Regions from separate parts of the Homo sapiens genome. Here region 1 is linked to region 2. Evidence: chromatin loops called from intact Hi-C (ENCODE). Cell type or tissue: psoas muscle. All regions are shown on one strand. Links, peaks and the distances in the headings refer to the core of each region. The heading gives the core; the rest is flanking DNA.

The links. Peaks named below come from ENCODE experiments on the same cell type or tissue, not always from the same donor. Only the 100,000 strongest peaks of a DNase experiment are listed, where the experiment ranks them.
Region 1: it touches region 2 in a loop (7-fold over the local background); 51 of 110 quality-filtered maps call a loop at or near these places.

Annotation. Positions count from the first base shown.
Region 1 is chr4:111,280,842-111,285,115 of GRCh38, reverse strand. No RefSeq gene overlaps it. Among named protein-coding and RNA genes, the nearest start is that of MIR297, 420 kb to the right of the region's middle. In psoas muscle, for the core only: a CTCF peak has its summit at 1,870 (motif pointing right); a DNase peak (open chromatin) is centred at 1,865.
Region 2 is chr4:110,630,070-110,634,343 of GRCh38, reverse strand. It overlaps a transcript of PITX2 not described here. Among named protein-coding and RNA genes, the nearest start is that of PITX2, 9.1 kb to the right of the region's middle. RefSeq lists an enhancer at 1,515-2,027. In psoas muscle, for the core only: a CTCF peak has its summit at 2,321; a DNase peak (open chromatin) is centred at 2,303; H3K4me3 peaks cover 1,839 bases; H3K27ac peaks cover 1,264 bases; H3K27me3 peaks cover 1,426 bases.

The sequences.
Region 1 (4,274 bases), core at 836-3,335, 650 kb before region 2:
TGTATATGTATGTATGTACATACGAATATAAGACTTGTTCCTAAGGTTTTTCTGCTCATAAATAAATACACAGGGAAAAGGGAAAGCTCTTTCCAATAAGAGAATGATATTATCATTCTATGAAGCTGTATCAGCTTTTTGTCAGTTAAAATTTGCTTATTGTATTTTTTCTTCTTATCATCATCAGCACTTTATATTACATAACTGGATGAGACTTTTTCCCTTCCACCTGACATTCACTTTTTAAAATAAAATATCCATTATGTTCACAATTATGATTATTGATAAATTTGGAAAAAATCCCACCATGTGATTTTATGCTTTCTAATTAATAAGCTTTTTTATTAATGCACAAATCTTTTTTAATCTTCTACTCCATCACGACTTTCCATTTAATTAATAAAGTATTCTTACATCCTTTTACTCTACTTGTATTTTTAATTTTTAGACATTTCCCTATATTTTTAACATGCACACTTGACTCAACGAAGCAAAGGTTTGAGCAATGCTATTTCTCTTCTCCTGAATAACACAAAGGCCCTAAGTGCCCTATTCACAATAAACCACCCATTTTACACTTTAATATTTTATAGTATTGGTTGTTATTGCTTTAGATAATCAATATCTATTTATATAAATCTCAAGTTTCATCAGTTTTATTACTCACGAAGGCTTTTCATATCCTGCTCCTTCTTTCTAGGAGTTTTCTCCCTCCTGAGGTATACCTTTTAGTTTTACTTCTAATAAATGTTGGAGAGTAGTATGTTCTCTTTTTCCCAGATTCAAAATAATTTTATTTTGCTCTTACTCTTGAATAATAGTTCAGATTGGCTGAGTATGCTAAGAGTTGTTTCCCTTTTTAGCACTTGGAAAATCCGATTATTATTAAAATTTTTCAGTGTTGTTTTGCTGCTGAGAATTCTGCTGCTATTCTAATTGTCATCCCTTTGTAGTTTATCTCTCTTTCTTCTGTTCCCTTTAAAAACCTATTTGTTTTTAATGTTCTGCAAACATGTATGTCACAGATGGGGATTTACTTATATCTATCCAATACTAGTCTTATTGTCCTTTTTGAATCGATGACTGATGAATCCAATGTCTTTAGTAAATTTTGGAAAGTTAACAGTCATTTTCAAATATTGTCTCTTCCCTTTTATTGCTGTTTTTTCTGTTCTCTGATACTAGCAGTATTACGTGTACTATCTTTTTTGTACCACTAGTATCAGTATTATTTTATCCCCCTTTTCTTCTATACTCCCTTTTAAACTTTCCCTTTATCTCTCTTTGCTACAATGTCAGTTGCCTTCTCAAATCACTCATTCGTTTTCCTAATTCATTCTTCAGATGGTTCTGATCCCTTGTTAAGCATTTTCATTAGTATTTCTATGTCACTGAGTAACATGTTTTATTTCTAGAAGTTCTGTTTCCTCTCTCCACCCAAATCTTTTTCATAATGTCTCCATTTTTTTAAGGAAATCTTTTATATCTATCCTAAATTATGTAAGACATTTCCAGAACAATTTTACTTTGCTTCTGCCGGGCATCACTATCCAGAGACCATTTCTTGAGTATTTTTGTACATGTTTTAATTTGGAACCATGTGGTAGTGTAAAATCAAAGAATGTGGGGGTATAAATTCTCATTGGAGAACTTTTTCCGTCACCATAATCTGTTATAATTTTCCTTTTTAGTACACTGGCCATATATTTTCTAGCCCTCCTTTTCAGTGTCTTTGCAGCCGCTTGATGCTCTGAATTTTATGCAGTTTTCAGTTACATTTTCTTATGCCGCGGCAACTCCTTGGCTGAGTATGAAAATCCAAGGCTCTTTCTCATTGAAAACGCTGCATATCCCTACCCCACCACCAGGCGGCAGCATTAACATCAGCTCAAGTGCTTGTATTTGGATTGCAGTTTCTTCAAAATTTGGAATGAGGATATTTTGCTTTCCATAGCTCAGGTATATGATTAAAATAAATCAAATATATATTTCATTCACTTTACATATTTAAATTGAGATAAATATATCTTATGTAAGCCTGCTGTTTTTGTTTTTTATTGCTTGTTTTGTATTAGTTTTTCCCAGGGATTTTCCCTATTTAGGTGTTGTGCTCATGGGTGCTACACACATATGCACATCCAGCTCACTAGAAATTCATTTCGGATGAATACATGTGTCAGAAATTGACCTCAGAAAGGGGACACACACCTCCTGTTCCAGAGAGGCAGAAAGAGGCTTTTTACCTTCAACAATTGGCATGAATAACAAGGGTGTATTATGGTTACCTTCAGAACAGAGAATCAGTCAATCAGCCCACACATTTATTGAGTGTTCAACTTCAAATAAATCCCAACTTTAGAAACAGTGTTCATGAATTCCTAATACATCACTCTTCTTGTAATTTGTATATAAATTTATAGGCTAAAAGATTTTTTACAAATGATATTTTCTCATGAATATGGTCATTGTTTTTCCCTTAATGTGTCTGAACTTATATGGTGTTTATCAAAGAGATCACATTCACAGTAATATGTTTTTGATTTTTAAACTCTTATTTGTAAATGGAAAATCAGAAAATATTTAGCCTAAAGCACAGTCTTTTGGTGGTAAGTTGTATTATTTTATCTTAATCCAGAAAAATATAAAGCCCAGTATGCAGCATAGGTTATACTGAAAATATAAATAGCTTTTAGAATAACTGCTAACAAGCAAATTAGCTACAGAATGGAATGGCAGCAGATCAATAATGACAGTAAAACTACAGAGTTCTTGCTGATCTCATATTTTCTGTGAATGCAAACTGTAAAAGAGGTCCCCAAAGGCCTCCAACAATAACCTACAAAGAATGAGACACAAAGGGTATTGAGCATAAAGATAGTTCAATTTCCCAAGACGGCCAGCTCTTGTCACATCAAACCACCTATTAGTCACAAACTCATACAACTAAGAATTCTCTGGCCTCCTGAGATTGCCTGTCATCTTGAAGGAGATAATACCAATGAAAGGCACCAGCTTCTTCTGTAACATGTTTAGTTTAGTGTTTTCAATACATCAAGCTATTTATGATGTTGCTATCACATATAAATAAGGCTCTATATTTTTAGATTGGAAAATGACACTAAGGTACTGGTAAATGGAAAAGAAAAGGTAAACAAAATAAATGTGAAAATAATGTAACATGCCAAAGCCAAAAAGCATCCTTATATTATTTCATATATCTTTATATTATTTAGAATTACCTCCAAAAGGTATTAATCAAAAAATAAGATAAAATCTGTCAGAAATTTAAAAGTTTAGAATGTATAAAGTAACTAAAAAGTAGTCTAATCCTCTTGTTTAACAGCATAATACATGAGGTTCCTGTAGTCCCAGCTACTTGGGAGGCTGAGGCAGGAGAATCGCTTGAACTCAGGAGGCGGAGGTTGTGGTGAGCCAAGATCACGCCACTGCACTCCAGCCTGGGCGACAGAGCGAGACTCCATCTCAAAAAAAAAAAAAAAAAAAAGAGGCTCAATGAATTTCGGTAAGATAGATATGGATACATAGCAGGTTAATAGTAATAGAGGGATAGAACTCTCAAGTCAATGTTTGAATACCTTTTAGAACTATTTAATGTATACATAATACTAAAACATTTATAATAAATATTTCTGATAAATCATTACACATGTACAGGCGATATGATGCAATAGGTAAAGCAACAAACTTGTTTGTGAATCATCATCTTTCCAGAGAGTATTGAGTAGCTATGACGTGCCAGGTTGTGAACTAATGCTGGAGTTCTAAACATGATACCTTTCCTCAAGAATTACCTTAATGGGAGAATGCAAATAGGTGTTTCACCTTGGAAAATAATTGCTGAGTTTGGTAACGGCAGAATGAACAAGGTACTACGAGAGTGCAGAGGAGGGACGTGTAAATTGCACATTGAAAGGATTCTAGAAGGACTTCTTAGAGAAGAAAATGCTTGAGTTAAGATTGAAAAATTACAAGACAGAGCTAGGTGGAAAGTAAAGGGGCTAACAGTACTCTAACAAGAGACAACCGAAGTGAAAAGAGAGACACTGGAGAAGCTGGGTAGGGCATGGTGGCCGGAGAGGTTACAGAAGAAAAGGCCTCGTGCACTAGGCTTAGTATGTTCAGGATTTTTCTCTGTGATGTGAAAATAACTTAAGATATTTAGTGAAAAGATCACTGGGTAAGAAGCATGGAAAGTAGACTGAAGGACAGGGAAACTAGAAGCTGAGAGAAACTGTAAAAGGTTAATGAAAGAA
Region 2 (4,274 bases), core at 889-3,388:
CCACAAGGATCGAATCGGCAGAGTCCCCGCCCGCGTTCTCGCTAGCGGGTGGGGGAACCGCCTGGCCGTCCCCACCCTGGATCCCCACGCCACAGCGCCGGGCAGCCCCTCCTGTAGGCAGCGACCTTGGCCAGAGGCTCCCCAGGGCCCAGCTCCCTTCAGGAGAGGCCGAGACGCAGGGAAACGGTACTCAGGCCAGAGGCAGGCCCGCAGCTCCCTGCCCCGCCTCTGTGCCTCCGCCAACCCGACAACGCTTGCTCCCACCCCGATCCCCGCACCCGCGCGAAGTGGGCCCTCCGGTCGTCGGCGTACCCTGGTTAGCGTGGAGAGAGGCAGGCGCTGAGATCGAAGGGGCCTAGGGAGCCCTGGACCTTCTTTTCTTGTCTTTAAAGCAACCGCGGCTCTTCTACCCACCCGGTGGAGCCCCTCGAGACCCACCTCTCCCGGCTTGCCTGTGGCAGAGAAGGGGGAGCGCGTTAAATGCTTGGCTCGCTGCGTTGTGGTTGAAAACGTGAAAAAGATTTGGCTCGCCCGGGAGAGAAAGGGGGAGAACTGGGTAGCAGTTATACCAGAGCTATTTCTCCGTCCTTGGCGGGCAGTAAACCCTCCAAGAACGTTTGCCCTGCTCTCCTCAGTCTCGCTCAGTCCACCCAGTGTCTCTCCTCTGCGATCTTAAATCATACTTTAGGGTAATTATTTGTAGTAAGTAAATAAATGGCCGGGTTAGTATCTCTAGGAGAAAGTGTGGCTAAATATGGAAAAGTGGCTCCTGATGGATGAGAGGCCCGAACTCAGCTCGCTCCTGAAACACCCTAGGCCAAGAGCCCGTTCGTTTCAGAATTACAGAAAACCGAGGGAAACTGCTGTCTAGGACAGGGGCACGTTGGCGCTGATGTTCTACAAATGTTTACCGAGCTCCAACTAATGGACAAGCACTGAAGGGTGGTCTTTGCATACAGCTTCCCAAAGAGAAAAGTCCTCTCCACCCACCCACTCCCGCTGCCATTGCGTTCAGATGAGTTCTTAACCCCGGCACCGAGATTCTTGAAAGTAGGTCCACAGCCTCCCCAGCACACTGTGGCTTTATAGTCCTCTAACCTCTGGGCACTTTTGCGGCAACTCTGGAGGGAGATCCCCTCTTGATAAATAAATGTCCTGGGCCCGAGGCTAGGCTGGAGATGCTGCTGCACAGCCAGAGGCTGTCAGGTCGGAAAAACACGCCTGAAGCCTAGCACACAGTAGGCGCCTAACAGCTAGTGTAACGTAGTCTCATCTGAGCCCTGCTCACTCGACGGCCGCCGCTTCTTACAGCCTTCCTTCTCTTCTGTTTTGCAGATAACGGGGAATGGAGACCAACTGCCGCAAACTGGTGTCGGCGTGTGTGCAATTAGGTAAGAACCCCCTTCTCCTGCCCGGGTCATCGGACGGGAGGCCGCGCCACGTGAGGGCGGCAAGAGGGCACTGGCCCTGCGGCGAGGCCCCAGCGAGGGGCGCTTCCCCGAGGGGCCAGCCTGGGCAGGAAGGAAATCAGAACCAAATCGCCAGTGGCCTCTCCCTGTGGCGGGGCGGTGGACTAGGAAGCAGCGGCGCGCTGTGTACCGAAGCCCCCCAGCCTACTCCTCCCGGCTGGAACCGCCGGCAACCGGGGAGGCGCAGAAAGAGTACGCCATCCTGCCCCGGGTTGCCAGAGGGTCCGGGGGACGGGGATGCCGTCAGCTCTTTCCTCTAACTGGGTCTTTGCTCTTTGTCCCTCTTTCTCCTCCGGCCTGCCTCGCCCCTCCCCCTCCTCCCGTCCCCGGCTCCTTTCGGCCGCGGTCCGGGACGCCTCTCTCCGCACGTGGGGCGGGCGCGCGCGTGGCCCAGGCGTGCAGCCGGCGGCCGTTGAATGTCTCTTCTCCAAAGACTCCGAAATCAAAAAGGTCGAGTTCACGGACTCTCCTGAGAGCCGAAAAGAGGCAGCCAGCAGCAAGTTCTTCCCGCGGCAGCATCCTGGCGCCAATGGTAAGGCCGGGAGGGAAGCGCAGGCCGCGCGCTGGGCACCCGCCTCCGGGACTCTGGGCCTCGGGCGAAGCGCAAGAAGGCGAGGCCGCCAGACCTGACGCGCCTGCTGCTTGAACTTAGACACTCCGCCTCTGGGTGGGACGGGAAGCAGCCGTCCCAGGGACGTTAATTCCTTTCCCCAAATTATACTGCACTCCTGAGACCCAACACCTCTCTCTCCCTCTCGCTCGCTCCCTGTGGTCTGATCCCCTGCGCACGCTCCAGCAAACCTCGGCGTCTAGGCTGGCGTGGAAAAGTGGTCCAACAGCGACCTCTGTCGCTCGTTATATCCCGCTGCGCGCAGCACCACCAGGGCCCACTCAGTCACTCAGGCTCTCAGCCACGCCCCACCCAGACTTGTGGGTGCGCGGTTCATCGCGGGAGGCAAGCAAGGGAAACTTGAGTTGGCGAAGGTTTGCTTTGGCTGGTTGGGGGAGGGGCGGGGGGCCGACAACATCCCTGAAGAGCTGGAGGGCAGCCACTGTGCTTAGCAGCCCAGGGTAGAATGGAGGTTTGCCCCTGTCGACGCGAACCTGCCTGAAGTACTGGTTGCCAGGCCTTGGGTTTTGGCGATGTCGTTGCTTGATTGGCTGGTTTCACTCTGGAGGAATCGAGGGACATTGCCAGAGGAGGTCTACAGGCTTATGTAAAAAGTTAAAAAGTCTCCAACCTACGCCACAGGCCTTTCCTGAATTGAAACTTGTTCTATGGGGCGGAGGGGGGGGTGTAAGGGATGGAGGAGGGAAGATGCCTTTCTTTTCAAATACATGGAAAAAAACCCCTCAAATTTACTGTTCCTCTATTTTCCTGGCTCCGTAGTAAATAAGTGCCTAGCCTTAGGAGGCTATTGACCTTTGATAATGTGAGCAGATAAAGCCCCCCCCCCCCCACAGCCCTCGGCCCCTAACCCCCTCTTTCCGGATTAAAGTGTAAGAATACAAATGTAATATGGGATGGAGGGGGGCGATTTGGGACCCCGGTCAAAAAAACAAACCGTATTACTAAGAAGAAAACAAAGGTCTTGCATTGGAGTTTCCCCGTGAATCTGAGAGAAAATGATCATTTGTTGAAATGAAGCGTCTAAAGCGATCCAGTGCTTCACGCCCGGACACTGCACTACACCGCCAGTCGCCCTGCTGGGCCAGTTAAACGCTCACTTGTCCGGGATTAACCCCATGGGGTTAAATGGGGGCAATGCAGAGATAACGTCGCGTGATTTCTGTCATTTAGATTGTGTTAAATTCTTCTTCTGTTTGATAATCGGTAGTAAAAATAAATTATTAGACCGTAGTATGTTTGGGATATGGTTAAAAATCAAGAGCAGCGATGACTTCTGGGGAGAATGCTTTGCGCGGGCTCAGCCCTGGCTCCGGCCAGACTAGAGGAGCTCCCCAATCTCGCTTCGCGCGGGGCGGGCTCGCAGTCGCCAAGCCGAGGCTGACATTTCTTATTGTGCTGGGAGCCAGAGAGACGCAAAATGTCTCCTTCCCCCAGTCCCTACCCCAGGTTTCCTAGACATGGGGAATGCATTCTGAGGACAGGTGGAGAAGCCTACGGTAGGATGGGGTCCTCGTAGGTGAGCAGGAAACGGCTAAGAGCAGAGGAGTTCTGCTTGCGCCAGTCACAAGCCGCGCAGGCGCCCCTGGTCGTTCGCTTTTGATAACTAGCACATAAAGAACTAGAAATAATGAATGATTGCTTTCTTAACCATTACTTTCAGGCCCGCATTGTTTTAGTGCACGTGAAAGGCTCTTCCCCTACACTCAATATGTCTTTTTCTACTTTTTGACCGAAAAGAAAAATTGCTGCCTAAACACGTTTAATGCCATTAATTAAGAAAAGGCATGTAATGGGAAGAAATGCTGAAAATCTTGATTTAATTGGCTTTTAAGGAACTAGTAGACGACAAAAAAAAATCACACGAGTGGGCAAAGCTATAGCACTGCTGAAGGATAGAGCACCTATCCTTCCCTGATTTTAAGTTAACTTATGGAATATCCAAAGTCCTGGCCACAGCCTGCTTGTAAAACAAAAGGATTTATTTCTTGTGTTTTTTTAAAGTTTTTCTTTGCTTTTAAAGAGAAAAAAAGTTCACAATGACATATGACTTCTTCAAAAGGCCGTGATAGTCTATTACGCTACCCTCTCCGCCTCTGCCCCCAACGCCGCCCAAAAATACCATGTCCTCGTTAAAGACTAAACGTTCTGTATAGGCAGAGTCCACCTCTAAGCAG